Regions from separate parts of the Homo sapiens genome. Here all the other regions are linked to region 1. Evidence: read pairs that join two places in POLR2A ChIA-PET (ENCODE). Cell type or tissue: A673. All regions are shown on one strand. Links, peaks and the distances in the headings refer to the core of each region. The heading gives the core; the rest is flanking DNA.

What was found. ChIA-PET counts read pairs that join two places held together with the same protein. Peaks named below come from ENCODE experiments on the same cell type or tissue, not always from the same donor. Only the 100,000 strongest peaks of a DNase experiment are listed, where the experiment ranks them.
Region 2: POLR2A ChIA-PET joins it to region 1 with 7 read pairs; 1 of 35 experiments calls an interaction of 5 or more read pairs at or near these places.
Region 3: POLR2A ChIA-PET joins it to region 1 with 13 read pairs; 1 of 35 experiments calls an interaction of 5 or more read pairs at or near these places.

Annotation. Positions count from the first base shown.
Region 1 is chr11:16,019,073-16,024,646 of GRCh38, forward strand. The region is part of intron 12 of SOX6 (SRY-box transcription factor 6); the gene reads right to left. LOC105376572 (a long non-coding RNA gene) reads left to right here and starts at 4,156. Exons shown (of 3, transcript XR_007062607.1): 1 at 4,156-4,221. In A673, for the core only: a CTCF peak has its summit at 2,721; DNase peaks (open chromatin) are centred at 2,289, 2,729 and 3,169; H3K27ac peaks cover 3,892 bases.
Region 2 is chr11:14,932,824-14,938,397 of GRCh38, forward strand. No RefSeq gene overlaps it. Among named protein-coding and RNA genes, the nearest start is that of CALCA, 37 kb to the right of the region's middle. In A673, for the core only: no CTCF peak of the experiment used is centred there; DNase peaks (open chromatin) are centred at 2,018 and 2,318; H3K27ac peaks cover 3,478 bases.
Region 3 is chr11:16,900,916-16,906,489 of GRCh38, forward strand. The region is part of intron 3 of PLEKHA7 (pleckstrin homology domain containing A7); the gene reads right to left. Among named protein-coding and RNA genes, the nearest start is that of SNORD147, 22 kb to the right of the region's middle. In A673, for the core only: no CTCF peak of the experiment used is centred there; a DNase peak (open chromatin) is centred at 2,306; H3K27ac peaks cover 2,403 bases.

The DNA.
Region 1 (5,574 bases), core at 1,092-5,091:
CGAAGTGACTGATTGCAGCCATCTCCTGAAAAACAACACGTGAAATGTAATAATGCACTGGGTCCCTCCCTTCTGCATTACCAAGACTGACCAGTGTGTACCAGGCCTCAAATTATTTCAACATGGTCCCCTTTGCCACAAACTGAAGTGGAAAATGGCACACGCTGAGAGGTTTTTTGTTTGCTGCTTTACAAACAAATATATTTCATTTAAGTACACGTCTGGTCAATGATGTGGTATATTTCATTCCAATGGTCTGAATGAGAGGTACTTTACTAACCTTTATTCAAAAGCTCATTTCTAAGGAGTGTCTGAATATGGGGGATCATTCACGGCAGCCATGGAACATACAACTAAGGGGCCATTATCTATAGCATAGCTAATACAGGTAAAAAATGATTATCTCATGTTATTTTTATGTGTAAAATGCATTATAATTATGATACTCTCTACATTGACTCTCTTAAATAAACCTAAATCTGTGTTATGAACTAATTGCCAAATACTCTATTTATGTATATATAAGACAGTAAATAATTTCTATGCTCATATAATTATGGATTTAGAAACACCTAATTTCTACATGGGGATTCTGGTATGATTCTTTCTTAGGTAAATAAGGATTTTGTTGTTGCATCCTAAAATACATATTTAAATATTAAAGACTTAAAAATCTTTCAAATGTGGAATGATAAGGAATTTTGCAGGGAAGGTTAATACTACAGCCCCACTAATCGTGTTTTGTGTGTATTCCTGACGCAGAATTTTCTAAGAAAAATAACAAATATATGTATTATAAATAAAAGTTCTCTAAGGCCATGACAATATTCTGAGATGATATCTTATCCTCAGAGTTTCAGCTATGTCTAGGTTATTGAGTGGAAGCTAAATAAGTCTTGTCGTTTTCATCCTAGCTCTTAGCTTCAATTTTTATGAAAGTTTGATTTCCATTTGTGTATTTTGATGTATTTCCAACCCAGGAAAACTCTTTCCTAAACTGAAAGTAAAGACTCCCCTGCAAAAGCAGCTTTCTCTTTACCCAGCTTCCCCTCCTTTCCTGTGTTCACATTGGTGCTGAGGGGTCAGTGTGATTTGTCTCACTGCTTTTCTTGCCCTTCTCTGTCCAGGCGATGATCCAGGCTTGCTGATTTTTCTTCCACATAGCCTCTTGCCCTCAACCCTCTCTCAATGCCCTCCTGCCATCACTAACTACCCCAGCACATGTCTTCATGCCCACACACCTATCTCACTGCTGCAGCCTCCTTTCTGATCTGCCTGATCCTTGGCACTGTCCTCCCCAGTCCTTCTACTCACACTCTTCACAGAGTTCTACTTCATGTCTCTGATTCAAAACCTTCCGTGGCTTCCCATGTCTACTGCATTTCCTCCAAGCTCCTCTACATGGTTTTCAAGATCTTTCATACACTGCTCCCCACACACCTTTTTAAACTCAATTTTCTACAGTTCTCCTGTCACATATCCTCTGGTTGAGGTTGGCAGTGACTTGCCTTTCAATAATAATACCACGATCATCCTTCCTTCTCGTTTCTCCTTCGCCAAATCCTATTCATATGGAAAAACCCAAGTTTTCCATGAACTCTATAAACTCTCTGATCTACCTACTCTCTGCTATACAAAAAGTCTTAGTTTTGCCTACGTAATTAGCCCCTAGTTACATACTATGTTAAAGAATCGGACTTTTGGTTCATGTGCACCACCAAGTCTCCCTCGACAACATCAAAAGATTTTTCAAGCCAGAGATTGTATCTTAGACCTTTTCTATATATCTCACAGAACACTTAGTATTAGTGTTCATAAATACTTGCAGGTTTATATAAGGCCACATAACTAATCTAGCCACATAAATCAAAAACATGCTGCACAAGTATCTAAAAGGGCAATAATAATCAAAACAAGGAAATTCAGAAAAACACCTTAAATATTTTATAAAAGAGGTAAATAAGCAATTTTAGAAGAGCACAATAGAAAAATGCAATTTGATTATATAATTTAATGTGAAAAAGATATTTTGAGTTTAACTTGGAATTTCTGCAGATTAATACAATCCATCTTTGTGAAGTCTTCGCAAAACTCTGGCAAAAGAAGATACTACATATCATAGATGCTTGGCTTAAAAAGAAGTACACATTTCAAAATAAAAGGTTTGTTTTGTTTTGAAAGCAAGACAATGCTAAGTACAATGCTAAGAGATATTCTGTCTCTTACTCTGAATGACTTTCTTTAATTCCTTGTTCTAGACGTATCTTGCCATGCTGTGATTCTCCAGAAACATCACTTAACCAGACATGTGGTTTCCTTTTTATTGACTTAACAAACACTGTCACTTTGTTATACTTTATTTTAGATCCTTTATTATGCATTTAGTAATTTAATGAATGATCAAAAATGTAGGCTTTACACTGGAAAGCAACCACATGTACTTTTAAAGGTGATTATATTTTGAGGGAATTATTTTAGAGGTATAGGACTTACTTTCCTAGTGACATTGTGATGTTTCTAGAGTAAGTAATCATGATAATATAGACTTTGGCTGGAGGAAATGAGGTTCATTATTGAACCTCATTTTTAAATAATATTTTTTCAGCTAAAGCTATTAATTTGTCTAGTTTCTCATACATTTTTAACACCAAAATTGTGCTAGCACTTAAGAATTAGTTACGGACTAACTGCTGTTTTCCAACTGTGTTTGCCATCACAGCATAAATATATCTACTGGTGTAGAAGCAGGGAAGAATGCCACCCACTGATCATCCACAATGTGCAAAGCCCTTTCCAATGAGTACTTCCTTTAATCTCATACCAATACTACAGAGAAAATACTATTGTTATCAACCAGAAGAAGGTGAGGTTCAAAAAGAATTTTTATATGGGTTAAGTCATTTAATCAAAATTTAGATATGTATTTGTACTGGGGTGAATTTTGAATAATAACTCTAGATTACCATGTGATCTCTCTGAGCCTGTTCCCCCCTTTGTAAAATGGAATAGACAATGCTCATGCCACAAGGGCTTAATGATTAAATGAGAGATTATACATGTGAGTGCTTTGCAAAAAATACAGCAACTCATAACATATCCACTTCTGTTAAAGATATTACTTAATGTTGCTAAGTATCTCAAAGCTAAACTACGATGACAGTGTCCTTATCCAAAGGTCAATATCCTTTCTCCTGTATCAACAATAGAACAATACATAACCAAAGATGCTTTGTTTTTCCTTCCTTCCTTCCTTCCTTCTTTCCTTCCTTCCTTCCTTCCTTCCTTCCTTCCTTCCTTCCTTCCTCCCTCCCTCCCTTCCTCTCTCTCTCTCTCTCTCTTTCTCTTTCTCTCTTTCTTTTGACAGAGTCTCATTCTATTGCCCAGGCTGGAGTGCAGTGGCATGATCTCGGCTCACTGCAACCTCTGCCTCCCAGATTCAAGCAATTCTCCTACCTCAGCCTCCCAAGTAGCTGGGATTACAGTGCACACCACTACACCCGGCTAACTTTTTTGTATTTTTAGCAGAGACGGGGTTTCACCATGTTGGCCAGGCTGGTTTTGAACTCCTGACCTCAGGTGATCTGCCTGCTTCAGCCTCCCAAAGTGCTGGGATTACAGGCATGAGCCACTGCGCCCAATCAATGCTTTCCATTTTATCTTGGCTGCTAAGTAACTCAGAAGTAACTTTAAATCTCAACCTTAGTAACCATGTAGGAGCTGGATAATTATTCACTACTTTTAAGCACTCAAGTCTTCCTTCACCTGTATGATAAGAACCAAACTTCTCTGTAAATTATGCATGTCTTTTTATGATCTGGCTCCTGCTCCCTCATCAGCTTCATATCCTATTCACTCTAGTTTATACTCCCTGTTACAATAAAATGGAATTTCTTGTAGCTCCCTGAACTAGCTATGATATTCCAAAATCCTATGTATTTCCGAATGCCACTTTTTCTTTCTAATTATGATGTCTTCCCTTCCAGATGACATCATAATTAGTCCTTTCTAAGCCTAATTAAAACATCTGCTCTGGACAAAATCCTTTGTTGACTTCCTTCCACCAGCCCTGGGAAGAATCTATCATCCCCTTTCCTCTAACACCCCTAACCCCTTTCCTCTAACACCAAATGTGGTGTTCCATCACCACATTTATAGAAAAATATATATTACAATTATTGGTTTCTATGTCTGTTTCCAGTTCTCCTCAACTTGCTCCTCAAGGTACAGTATCCATGTCTTATTATCTCTATAACATAAGTGCCTCTCATGATGTTGCACATACTAGGCTCTCTGGTTGTTAATCTTGGTAATCTTGGTAAAATTGCTTCTCTTTCTTCTTCCATTTTAATTTTACTTTTAAATAAAATGCAATTATTTTCAGATCCTATTTAAAGCAGTGAAATATAAATAATTAAAAGACAGATAAATACAAAGGAAGGTGTGTAAGTCAATTAAACAGTAGAGTGATCTCCTGGTCAGGGTTGGCCCAGAGCTGTGATACAGAAAATCTGCCTTATTATTATCACTAGAAAGGGCTCTCCAAGAAGAATTTTCCCTAAAATCTGAACCATCTCCACAAAAAATATCCTTACACATCTCTTACATTGCTTAGCAATTCACCATTAGCAATTCATTCTTTGAATTAATTAAAAAGGCCAATCTCTTATGAAAGGGTAATAGAATAAACTGTTACAACAGAATTATATTAATTTCAATTTAATTCCTCCTGAGAAACAAGAACATTCCTAGGGAAGATAATCCTGGTAAAGCCATGCAAACAAAGACATTGGTCAAGGGAGATCCTTAGGCACTGTAATCCCAGTGAAATAACTTCACGAGATTTGGAAATATCCAAGCTGAGTAAATATGGTTGTTATGGGCTGAATTGTGTTTCCCCATAATTCATAGGTACCCCTAGTACCTCAGAATGTGACTGTATTTGGAGACGGGGCCTTTAAAGCAGTGGTTAGGTTAAAATGAGGCTCTTAGGGTGGGTCCTAATCCAATCTGACTGGTGTACTTATACGAAGGGTACATCTGGACACAAAAAAGGACACCAGGGATGTGTGCACATGGAGGAAAGAGCATGTGAGGACACATCAAGACAGCCTCTATCTACAAGCCAAAGAGAGAGGCTTCAGAAGAAATGAACCTGCTAACACCTTGATCTTGGACTTCCAGGCAGTACTGTGAGAAAATGAATTTCTGTTGTTTAAGTCCGCTGTCTCTGGTAGTTTATTACGGCAACCCTGGCCAACTAATACAATGGCAGCTTCTACCTCTTATGCCATGAAAGGTGCTAGTTGCTTTCCAAAATTATCAAATAATAAAGCAGCATATTTTAGAGATAAGGTCCTATTAGCCTCACAAACAATTATCTAGAAACTTTTTTCTTTAGGATCTAGTAGCAGTTCTATCTGTTGACAGCCTTGTCCATCCATCTATATATTTATCTATGATTCTTCAAAAGTTGTCCTTTAAAGGGAAGGAAGCACTTAACAAAGGTTTTCAAAAACAGGAAGATTTATACTTGAGGCAAGAAACAGAATCTCAATGCTATAAGCTGTTGAGATA
Region 2 (5,574 bases), core at 613-4,612, 1.1 Mb before region 1:
AGACTTGTCAACCTGGATTGCATACCATGGTGACTCATTAATCCTCTCTAACAATTGTGCCTCAACATCCTCTGCTATTTCATCAATTCATCTAGTTATGGTGCTAGCTGAAAGAGGAACACATGCTACCTTTTGAACTGCAGCCTCTCCTAAAAATTCATGAAATGTCCTTAGCAGCAGGTGGTATCAACTCTTCGCCATTAGTAAAGGACTTCTTCACTTTAGCAATGCAATTAGTCACTAAGAATTACGCTCTTGGTGCAAACACATTTGATAAAGTGGTGGCCTTCAATTGCTTCTGTTTGGTATTATTCCATTTTCACACTGCTAATAAAGACATACCAGAGACTAGGTAATTTATTAAGAAAAGGTTTAGTGGACTCACAGTTGCATGTGGCTGGGGAGGCCTCACAATCATGGCAGAAGGCAAAACACATGTCTTTGATGGTGGTAGACAAGAGAGAGAATGAGAACCAAGCAAAAAGGGTTTCCCTTTATGAAACCATCAGATCTCATGAGACTTATTCACTACGATGAGAACAGTATGGGGAAACCAACCCCATGATTCAGTTATCTCCCACCAGGTCCCTCCCACAACACGTGGGAATTATGGGAGCTACAATTCAAGATGAGATTTGGGTGGGGATACAGCCAAACCGTATCATGTTCTTTGTGTTCACATTTCTTTCTTTGGAAAATGCCAAAGGCTTGTCTTTTAGCACAAGGTGCTTGGTCTCCCTGTTGTGAAGGAATTTTGAAGGTTTCATGGCTTCATTTGATAGCTGGTCACTGCACATTATACAAAGCACACTTAGAGAATGTGAATCACCTGTTGCAATGAACCCATAATTTAAGAAGGACTCTTGGTATTTTCTTTTAAATGCAGCTTTCTTTTTGTTGGCAGTCTTAGAGTCTTGTGCTATCTCATCATTTGGTCTTTCCCTCTTTTCAAAGAAGTTCTCCAGTGATGTTTGTTTTTTACTAATTTTGGCTAGGGTTATCTTGTTGGCTTACCAAAACTGACTGAGATAAGCGCACAGTGCAGAAAAGAGGTGCAGATGGAAGTGGTAAATAAAATAATGGGTGGGCCACATGCAGACTAAATAAGTGTCGGATTCTGACTTAAAGCCTGCCACCGAGGCAGCTGTACAATTGAAGTAAATCAACTCACTTGCCACTATACAGCCTGCCACTAAATGCAGCTTAATTGTCACTTGCCACTCACTGATAGGGTTTTGATATGTCTGCAAGCAGTTGATTTATTATGGTCTCTGTGCAGTCAAACCTCTCTGCTAATGTTTATCTGTATTTGCAGCCACTCACCAGTGCTAGCATTGCTGCCTTGGCTCCACCTCAGATCATCAGGCATTAGATTCTCATAAGGAGGGTGCAACCTAGATCCCTCGCATGTGCAGTTCACAGTAGGGTTTGCACTCCTATGAGAATCTAATGCCACTGCTGATCTGACAGGAGGTGGAGCTCAGGCCACAATGTGAGCTATGAGGAGGGGCTGTAAATACAGATGAAGCTTTGTTCGTCCCACCACTCACCTCCTGCTGTGAGGCCCAGTTCCTAACAGGCCATGGACTTGTACCAGTCTGTGGCCCAGGGGTTGGGAACCCGTGATCTAAATGACAAGGGCGGGATAGACATGCATGAAAAATAGACATTCAAAGGACTCTATCTTTTAATTTTTTTCACCAAAGGGCTGCAGTAAAATCTGGTCTGAGTGTTGTGAAGTCTCTGATCAGGCTGCCTCTCTGCTTGCTGGAGTCAAATCCAGTCTCATTTGTCTGCTAAGGAGCCAGTGGCTGTTTTGCCTCCTCATGAGTGGTCAGTTAGTCCAGGGCTAGCACATATCTAATTCATAGTTAACAAGGTTGTCAGATGAATGAGTGTATGAACTCTTGGCTCCTTACAGACTTGGTTTCTGTCCCACCTTCCTCAAACTCCTAAAATGATGACCATGCCCATGAAAAGCTACAATCCCAACCATCATATACCCTTGTACTAACATGCTTCGCTATACTTCACTTTATTTTCAGCCTTAATGATTCCAAAGAGAATTATAATTTTTGATCCAAATGACTAAGGCACTCTCTTATACAGCCTGTAATTCCTTCCTTCCTTCCTTCCTTCCTTCCTTCCTTCCTTCCTTCCTTCCTTCCTTCCTTCCTTCCCTCCCTCCCTCCCTCCCTCCCTCCCTCCCTCCCTCCCTCAAGTTATTGTTGAATTAAACCACAGGAATCTTAGCTACATACCTTGGAAGTCAGTATGTGAAGTCTTGTGTTGTTCTGCCCACTAAACTTTCATGCCCAAGGCACTTTGCCAACAGGCCCAAAGGGGATACTAAAGGGCTCATGTAGTTGACCTCATTTACCAGGACAGGAACATGTATTGGTTGCCATGAGCCCAAGGGTAGAGCTTCCTCTTCTGACCTCTTTATCCCTATAATAATGAGATAGAAGATGTAGGGGAAAATGCAAACTGGAGATGGCTAGAAGTGGAAGCCAGGGAGCCCATGGGTGACTATCCAGACAGTAGCCACAGAGGCAAGGTCTGTATACAGTTGGCAGCAGAGAGGTTTGAGATTAGGAAACAACTATGGGCGTGGGCCCCCCAGGCAAGATGGGAATGAAGAGGGGAGGGCAGGGAAGGGGAGGGGAGGGAAGGGGAGAGGAGGGGAGGGAAGAGGAGAGGAGGGGAGGGAAGGGAAAGGGAAGGAAGGGAAAAGACTTCTTGTTTTTGTCCTGGGAAAGCTGCTTCTAGACTGGAACTAGCAATTAGGCTAGGACAGGTGCCCAAGGCAGCTCTGAAGGTGACCTTCCCCAGGAAATCAGTGGCCCCAGCTATGAGGGTCAGAAGTCAGAGCTCATGGAGGCCTATGGTACATCCTTTGCACACCAGCCAAGGTTTCAGATTCTGCTCTGCTCTGTCCTACAGAGCAGCACTTGGCCCAGCAGAAGAGGTTTCTCCTCTAAGGAGGTTTCTCAACCTGACCCAGGATAACCAAACCCCTTAGTAATGAAACTTCTGCACTTTGGGTCCTCATCCTCCCCAGGACAGTGCTTGGGCAACAGAGGCAGCATGTTGAATTGCTGGTTCTGTCAAGGCAGCTTTGGGAGAAGCTCTTAAGCTTCTGGACACCTCCTGAAATGACTACTGGGAAATTAGTAGTATCTTGACTTGATAGGTTGGATGGCATGGAAGGTAGGGCTTTCCTGCAGACTTGACTGGGGCTGTCTGTGAGGCTGCTATCTTTTCTGCCAAAGCCCAAGGTCTCCACACACACAGTGTTCTCAGCCTTGACAATACTAGCATCTTCTTCCGCATATCATCCCGTCTAGAAATTGCAGGAGCCTCTATTATGAGGGCAAAGCATTAGAAGCAAAACCCACTTGATTTCAGACATTAAAGCAGTAGCAAGCTAGCAGCTTTAGATCGGAGAAGAGAGGCCAGCTGAATCCAGCTGAGAAGATAGGCCCTGGGTCTCTATGTACCTACCCAAGTACAGGCTGGTTTCAGGAAAATGTCCTTCTCTGGCTTGTCTTTTGGCACTAATAGGTCAAATTAGGCACTAATATTGATGACCTTATGCAGATCACTCTCTCTCTCTGGGCCTCTATCTTCTCACATGTCAGATGGAGCATTAAAACTAGATCAGTAGCCGGGTGCAATGGCTTATGCCTGTAATCCCAGCACTTTGTGAGGCTGAGGTAGGGGGATTACCTGAGGTCAGGAGTTCAAGACCAGCCTGGCCAACGTGGTAAAACCCCATCTCTACTAAAAATACAAAAATTAGCTGGTAGTGGTGGCACGTGCTGGCCTGTAATCCCAGCTACATAGGAGGCTGAGGCAGGAGAATTGCTTGACCCCAGGAGGTAGAGGTTGCAATTAGCTGAGATCACACCACTGCACTCCAGCCTGGGTGACAGAGAGAGACTCTGTCTCAAAAAACGAAACAAAACAAAACAAAAACAAACAAACAAAAAACTAGATCAGCTCAAAAGCTCTTGCAACCCTAATACTCTGAGAGCTCCTCCTTCTGTTCCCTGCTGAGCCTGGACCTGCTTCTGGCCTCCCTGTGTCCTCAGCCATTGCTATTCCTTCTCTCACCTGCCTTACATTCTTGAGCCTGGGTTTCCTTTGCTTATTTTCTTACTGTGACCCAGAGATAGCTCATCTTTGCTGTTTCTCTCTTGCTTGCCCATTAACCATCTGTACTTCGCTATTAGTGAATGTGTTCATTATACTTGGCATAGCTCTTAAGTGTTTCTGGAGCTCCTTCACAAAAATTCTGTCACTAATTTTCACAAAGGAACTTGACCTGGAAGAACCCCACACAACTCAGTCTCCAGGGGGCCTGTTTTAGTCACTGAACCTTAGGGCCATCTATTCTGGATTAAGGCTTATTTCTTCTTACCTTGACACATCTATATGAGCTGAACTAGTTTCACATGAAAACTTGCTTCCACAGGGAACTTTAAGAAATTACAATGCTTTTAAAATAGGAGTTTATTAATCTCCTCTTCCAATATTAAAAGCTATTAACCAAATTATGTCTTGCTGGTTTGGGGGCTTTATAACCACAGAAATTAGACTGTATTGATGTGACTCTCTCTTAGTTGCTTAAAGGGCAAATTTCCAGGCTGACCCAGCTCGAAGCCTGCAATGCCTTGAATAATTTTTCTCCAGGGGTCTCTGAGTGGTCACTGGCTACAGCCCTCCCCCATCTCTACAGTCAGAAGCTTTCAAGGAGGCTACAGTGATGAGAAGCAAGCTTCTCACAATTTATTAATCAGGTATGGAGAAGGACTATTGAAGAACAGGCCCCTAGAGTGTCAGTAGCTAGCCTAAGACATTGATTTTTAGAGCTGCAGAGGAGCAACTGGCTTCTGGGCAAGGCCTTGGACATGATCTCAATAAGGAAAAGTGAGGCAATGACTTTCTTGAGAGCAGAGGAAACTCAAGGACATGTTTTCCTCATTCACTGAGGGAAAGCGTGGTGGGCAGGTACCTGTATTATTTGAGACTGGATAGTTTATAAAGAAAAGAGGTTTAATTGACCCACAGTTCTGCAGGCTGTACAGGAGGCATGGTTGGAGAGGCCTCAGGAAACTTACAATCATGGCAGAAGGCAAAGGGGAAGCAAGCACATCTTCACATGGCTGACGAGAGAGAGGGAGAGAGAGAAGGGAGAGGTCTACACACTTTCAAACAACCAGATCTCATGAGAACTGTATCATCAAAACAGCAAGGGGGAAGTCCACCTCCATGATCCATTCACCCTCTACCTGATCCCTCCTCCAACACTGGGAATTACAATTTGACATGAGATTTGGGTGGGGACACAGAGCCAACCATATCATTCTGCCCCTGGCCCCTCCAAAATCTCATGTCCTTCTCACATTTCAAAACACAATCATGCCTTCCCACCAGTCCCCTGAAGTCTTAAGTTATTCTTGCATTAACTCAAAAGTCCAAGTCCAAAGTCTCATCTGAGACTGGGCAAGTTTCTTCCACTACCTATGAGCCTGTAAAATCAGAAACAAGTTAGTTACTTCCAAGATACAA
Region 3 (5,574 bases), core at 613-4,612, 880 kb after region 1:
GCTCATTGTAACCTCCACCTCCCAGGTTCAAATGATTCTCCTGCTCAGCCTCCCTAGTAGCTGGGATTATAGGCGCCCGCCACCACAGCCAGCTAATTTTTTTATTTTTAGTAGAGACAGGGTTTCACCCCATGTTGGCCAGGCTGGTCTCGAACTCCTGACCTCAGGTGATCCGCCTGCCTCGACCTCCCGAAGTGCTGGGATTACAGGCATGAGCCACTGCACCCAGCCATGATGTTCTTTTTGTATGACCCAATGGGATACATATTTTATGAAACATTTTTGGTTCCCTACTTATAAAAAATAATATATACTCCTTAGAGAAAAATGGAAAAAAGCTGTCTAGGAAAGCAGAGAGCTGAAGAAAAAATAAATCAGCTCTAGGCTCACCAGCCAGACAATAGGCTGAGAGCTCAATATTTAATTTTGTGCTAAATTAAATCCATTTTTTCACTTTACTATAGTGAAGACAAACTAATATAAGCCAAAAGTTTGAGAAAACTGCATGGGGGTTTATCCTTTCTCCTCTAAATTCCACCACTAGCAACTCATTTATTTAGGTAAGCATTATCCTTCCCAATATGTCTTTTCTCTTTTTTCGGGGGTGGGAAGGAACAGCTTTATTGAGATAGAATTCACATGTCAAACAATTCACTTAAAGTGTACAGTGTAGCTGGGCATGGTGGCTCACGCCTGTAATCCCAGCATTTTGGGAGGCCAAGGCCGGAAGATAGCTTGAGCTCATGAGTTCAAGCCCAGCCTGGACAACATAGCAAAACCCCATCTCTACAAAAAATACAAAAAAATTAGCTGGGTATGGTGGTGCACGCCTATAGTCTCAGCTACTCAAGAGGCTGAGGTGGGAGGATGGTTTGACCCAGGAGGTGGAGGTTGCAGTGAGTGGAAATCACACAGTGCACTCCGGCCTAGGCAGAAGAGCCAGACCTTGTCTCAAAATATAATAAAAATAAAGTATACAATGCAATGGCTTTTAGTATACTGAGAGTTATACGATCATCACCCCAATCAAATTTAAAACATTTCATTGCCCTAAATGGAAGTCCCATACTCTCTAGCGATCACCCCAGCTCCAGCCCTAGGCAGCCATAAATCCACTTTCTATCTCTCTGGATTTCCCTATTCTGGACATTCCATATAAATAGGCTTAGACACTAGGTCATCTTTTGTGACTGGCATCTTTCATTTAGCATAATGTTTACAAGGTTCATTGTTGCGTTCTTGTTGTAGCATGTACCAGTACTTCATTCCTTCCTATGGCCAGATAATATTCCATTATATAGACACACCACATTTTATTTATCCACCCATCAGTTGACGGACTTTGGGTTTTCACTTTGAGGATATTATGAATCATGTAGCTATGAATTGCGTACAAGTTTTTGTGTAGGTGGACATGGTTTCACTTCTCTTGGGTATATACCTAGGAATGGAATTCATGACTCATATGGTAACTTTACGTTTAACCTTTTGAGAACGTGCAGCTGGCTTCCAAGGTGGCTCCACCATTTTACACTTCTACCAGCAGTGCATCAGTGTTCCCACTTCTCTACGCCCTCACCAGCACTTCTAAAGTATCTGTCCTTTTTAATATAAACATCCTAGGGTGTGTAAAGTAGTATTTCATTACGGTTTTGTTTTGCATTTCCTTGATGGCTAATGATGCTGAGCATCTTTTCATTTGCTTATTGGTCATTTGTGTATCTTCTTTGGCCCAGCTTGTCTTTTAAACTGCAAGTACCTCTGGACAGAGACACTCCCTGAATTCAAATGTTACTTATTAGCTGAATTATCCTAGGCAAGTCATTTAACTTTTATTAGCTTCAGGTTCCTTCTCTGCAATGTAGAGATAATATTAACTACCCAACAGATGTGAGGATTGAAATAACACAGGTAAAGGACTTAGCAGACAGCTGGGCACACAATAAACAGTCAGCAAGTGACAGTTATTATTAACAACACCCTTATTCACACTTTACAATCCATAAATGCTTTGAAACAGCTCTTCCCATAAGGAGAGAGCCTAAGATCTGGGACAGAGAAGTTGGGAGCAAAGGGCAAGGGGAGCTCAAAAGAGTTGAATTAAAAGGAAAATGAAAACAATTACTTATGGGCCATTTTCACAGTCTTGTTTTAGTTATCATTGCCAAAGGTCAGCCTAGAGCCTACTCCTGCACCCTTCCAATCATGATGTAAACACCTAGTTCACTGTATTAAATCCATTTCTGTTTAGAAAAGCGAGAATAACTTCTCACTACTGCTACTGAACCCTGACTGAACAGGAAGGAAGGAAGGTCTTAGTCACAGCTCTATAATTACAGCCATGCACACGGCCTGGCATATAACATTAGGTGATCAGTAGCTGAAGTGAACCAAATGGAATCAATGAGTACATTAATGAATGGAATGAATAAATGGGCAAACAGAGCATGTTTGGGATGTTTGCTCAGTTAGGTGAATGAGGATCCCCTCATCCAGAGGGTCCCAGGGAAGGCTGAGATCAGTTCCCAGGACTGGCAGCCAAGGTTCTCATTGACCATCCATAACCCATCACCATTGCACAGACGCCTACATTAGAATATCTTTCATTTTTTTGTTGCCAACACTCAGGGATTATGGATTGTAGAGAATGCTGTTTTCCTGTATTTCTTAAAGTCATGAGAAGGTGAAAAGGCCTCCACTGTGCTTCTTGGCATATAAATAACTCACAGCATAAAGAAAGGGGAGTCAATGGTTCCAAATTCAAAATAAAGATAGGCTCTTCTCACAACGTCCAAATTACAGAGTCCTCCAGGCAGAAATAGAGACATCTTTCAAAGAAATTCTATTTGCCCATTCAATTCCAAAAGACATAATCAAACTAAGAAAACTCTTCCATGCCTTCCACAAATTGATTTAGTTTCAGCAGCCACCTGGGGCAGCACACAGTCAGACAGCAAACAGGCCTTTCAGTTTTTGTCCTTCTTGCCATGTTCTCTTCCTTCAGAGACTGGAAAAGGATCGCTGCAACTTCATTCTTCAACATGGTACAAAGATACAGCCTGCTCTACATTCCTGCTGTACAATTCTGCAAATCACTATCTTTCCCTCAGATCTTTCACAGCCAAAATTGTAGAACCCTCTCAAAAACCTTCAAGCTATCAGAGTATGACAGGTTTCGATTTTGCAGTCCATTTTGGGCTCCCTCTTGACAGGCCTTCATTGGCTTAAAACATTTGTTATTCTTACGTGCTATCATTTATTGAAATCATTTACAGAACATTCCTTCACACATGTCACCTCATTCTCCATGCACAAGCAACATCTGAGTGCCTGCTCTGTACCCATCCATTGGGAATATAGCTCCTCTAAGCTCCAAACAGATTTTTTTCAGGGTCAGTACTTCCAAAGACTATTTCTGAAGTTGTCCATCACAGCATTATTTTTACAGTCAAAAACTGGAAACTATGAAGTAATGGTTGAGCAAAATAAGGTGTTTATACTTGATGAAACATTGTACAGCCATTAAACATAAAGTTTATAAAGAATCTAAGCTTAACAGATCTTTGTGTTAAATGAAAACCAAGCAGCAACCACATCATATATAAAATATAATCTCAATTATCTTTACAAAATGCAAGGAATGAATATTGGATAAAAATAAGCCAAAATGTTAATTCTAAGATTATGCATATCTCTTCTGCATATTTCTCTGAATATTACTGCTTATTTGTGGAAAATTTAGAAAATAAAAGCATACATAATAAAAATTAACTGTAATATGCCACCACTGTTACTAATTTGGTATTTTGCTATCCATTATTTAAGAATAAAAATTCATAAATATACTTTGCATATATTGCTTTCAAATTTTAAAACTTCAAAATGGGGAAGAATAAGAAATGTTTAGACATAAAAAGATAACGCAATGTTAACTGAAAAAGTCAAAATCATATATATGACTAAAAGCATGTTATGTAAAAAGACTTCTCACTACTTTGTACCCTGTCAAATCCATGCCATATCATGTACACCTATTTAAAATAAATAAAAGACAGGGCTGGACACAGTGACTCACGCCTGTAATCTCAGCACTTTGGAAGGCCAAAGTGGCAGATTACTTGAGCTCAGGAGTTTGAGACTAGCCTGGGCAACATGGCAAAACCCCATCTGTACCAAAAATACAAAAATTAGCTGGGTGTGGTGGCACACACCCATGGTCCCAGCTACTTGGGAGGCTGAGGTGGGAGGATATCTGGAGCCTGGGAAATCGAGGGTGCAGTAAGCCATGGTCATGCCACTGCACTCCAACCTGGGTGTCAGAGCAGGAAGATCCTGTCTCAAATTTTAAAAATAAATTAATTAAAATAAAATAAATGTTATTTCCCCACTCTTCTATAAAATCCAGAAGATACATTAAGGTGAAGTGAATATGGCTGTTTTTCCCCTTTGTCTATTATCCCATTTTTTTATGTAATGCAGTTATATGACCTTCATAGTATAAAAGAATTTTTTTTTAATTCTATACTTTCCTCAAGGTCATGATAACCCAAACTGTATATCAGGCAATTTCTCTTTAAGCAAGCTGAGCCCACAGCCCCTCTCCAAGCTGACTTCTTTGCAGCAGAGCCCCAGGGAAGAGCAAAATGAGGCCCTCTGGGGTGGAGCCACAGAACCTCAGCCACACACAGTGCCATGGTATTGCTAGAAGGTGAAAAGCTGGGTAAGAAGGCCTCAGAAATGACTGGAGAGGGAGATCAGTTTGTTTTTCAACTGTCTCTGTATTTCATTCCCTTAAGCATTCTTCCCCAAAGCTCCCACTCCACCATCCCCTGGAATGGGGGTAATGGATTAGGCGCTGAGTAATCATTAGTCTCACGACCCCATCTGAACTCAAAGCTACAAACACTTTCAATATGAAGTGTTTAATTTATTTAAGACAGGAATCACCTCCACTTTACAGCTGAGGAAGATGAGGCTCTAGAAGGTTAAGTCCAATCAGCCAAAACTCAGGCCTTAGTCTCTGAAGGCTGTGCTTTCCTTGATAGCAGCCCTCTAGGGCCCTGGAGTGAGGGACAGCTCTTCTCATTCAGGCTCTCGGCACTGCTGAGGGCAGGTGACAGCCTAACCAGCTGTCACACATCAGGACAGCCCTAGAAGTTCCAGCTGGCCATCTGACAAATAGCAGGACTGTTGTGGGCTGAACTGTGTTCCCTTCAAAATTAATATTCAAAGTCCTAATCCCAGAACTTCAAAATGTAACTGTGTTTGGAGATTAGATCCTTAAAGAGGTGATCAAGTTAAAATGAGGTAGGAAGGAAGGAAGGAAGGAAGGAAGGAAGGAAGGAAGGAAGGAAGGAAGGAAGGAAAGAAAGAAAATTGGAAAGGCTCCTCCTCTCCCTCTCCCTCCTCTCACTCTCCCTCTCCCTCTCTTTCCACGGTCTCCCCCTGATGCCGAGCCAAAGCTGGACTGTACTGCTGCCATCTCGGCTCACTGCAACCTCCCTGCCTGATTCTCCTGCCTCAGCCTGCCGAGTGCCTGCGATTGCAGGCACGCGCCGCCATGCCTGACTGGTT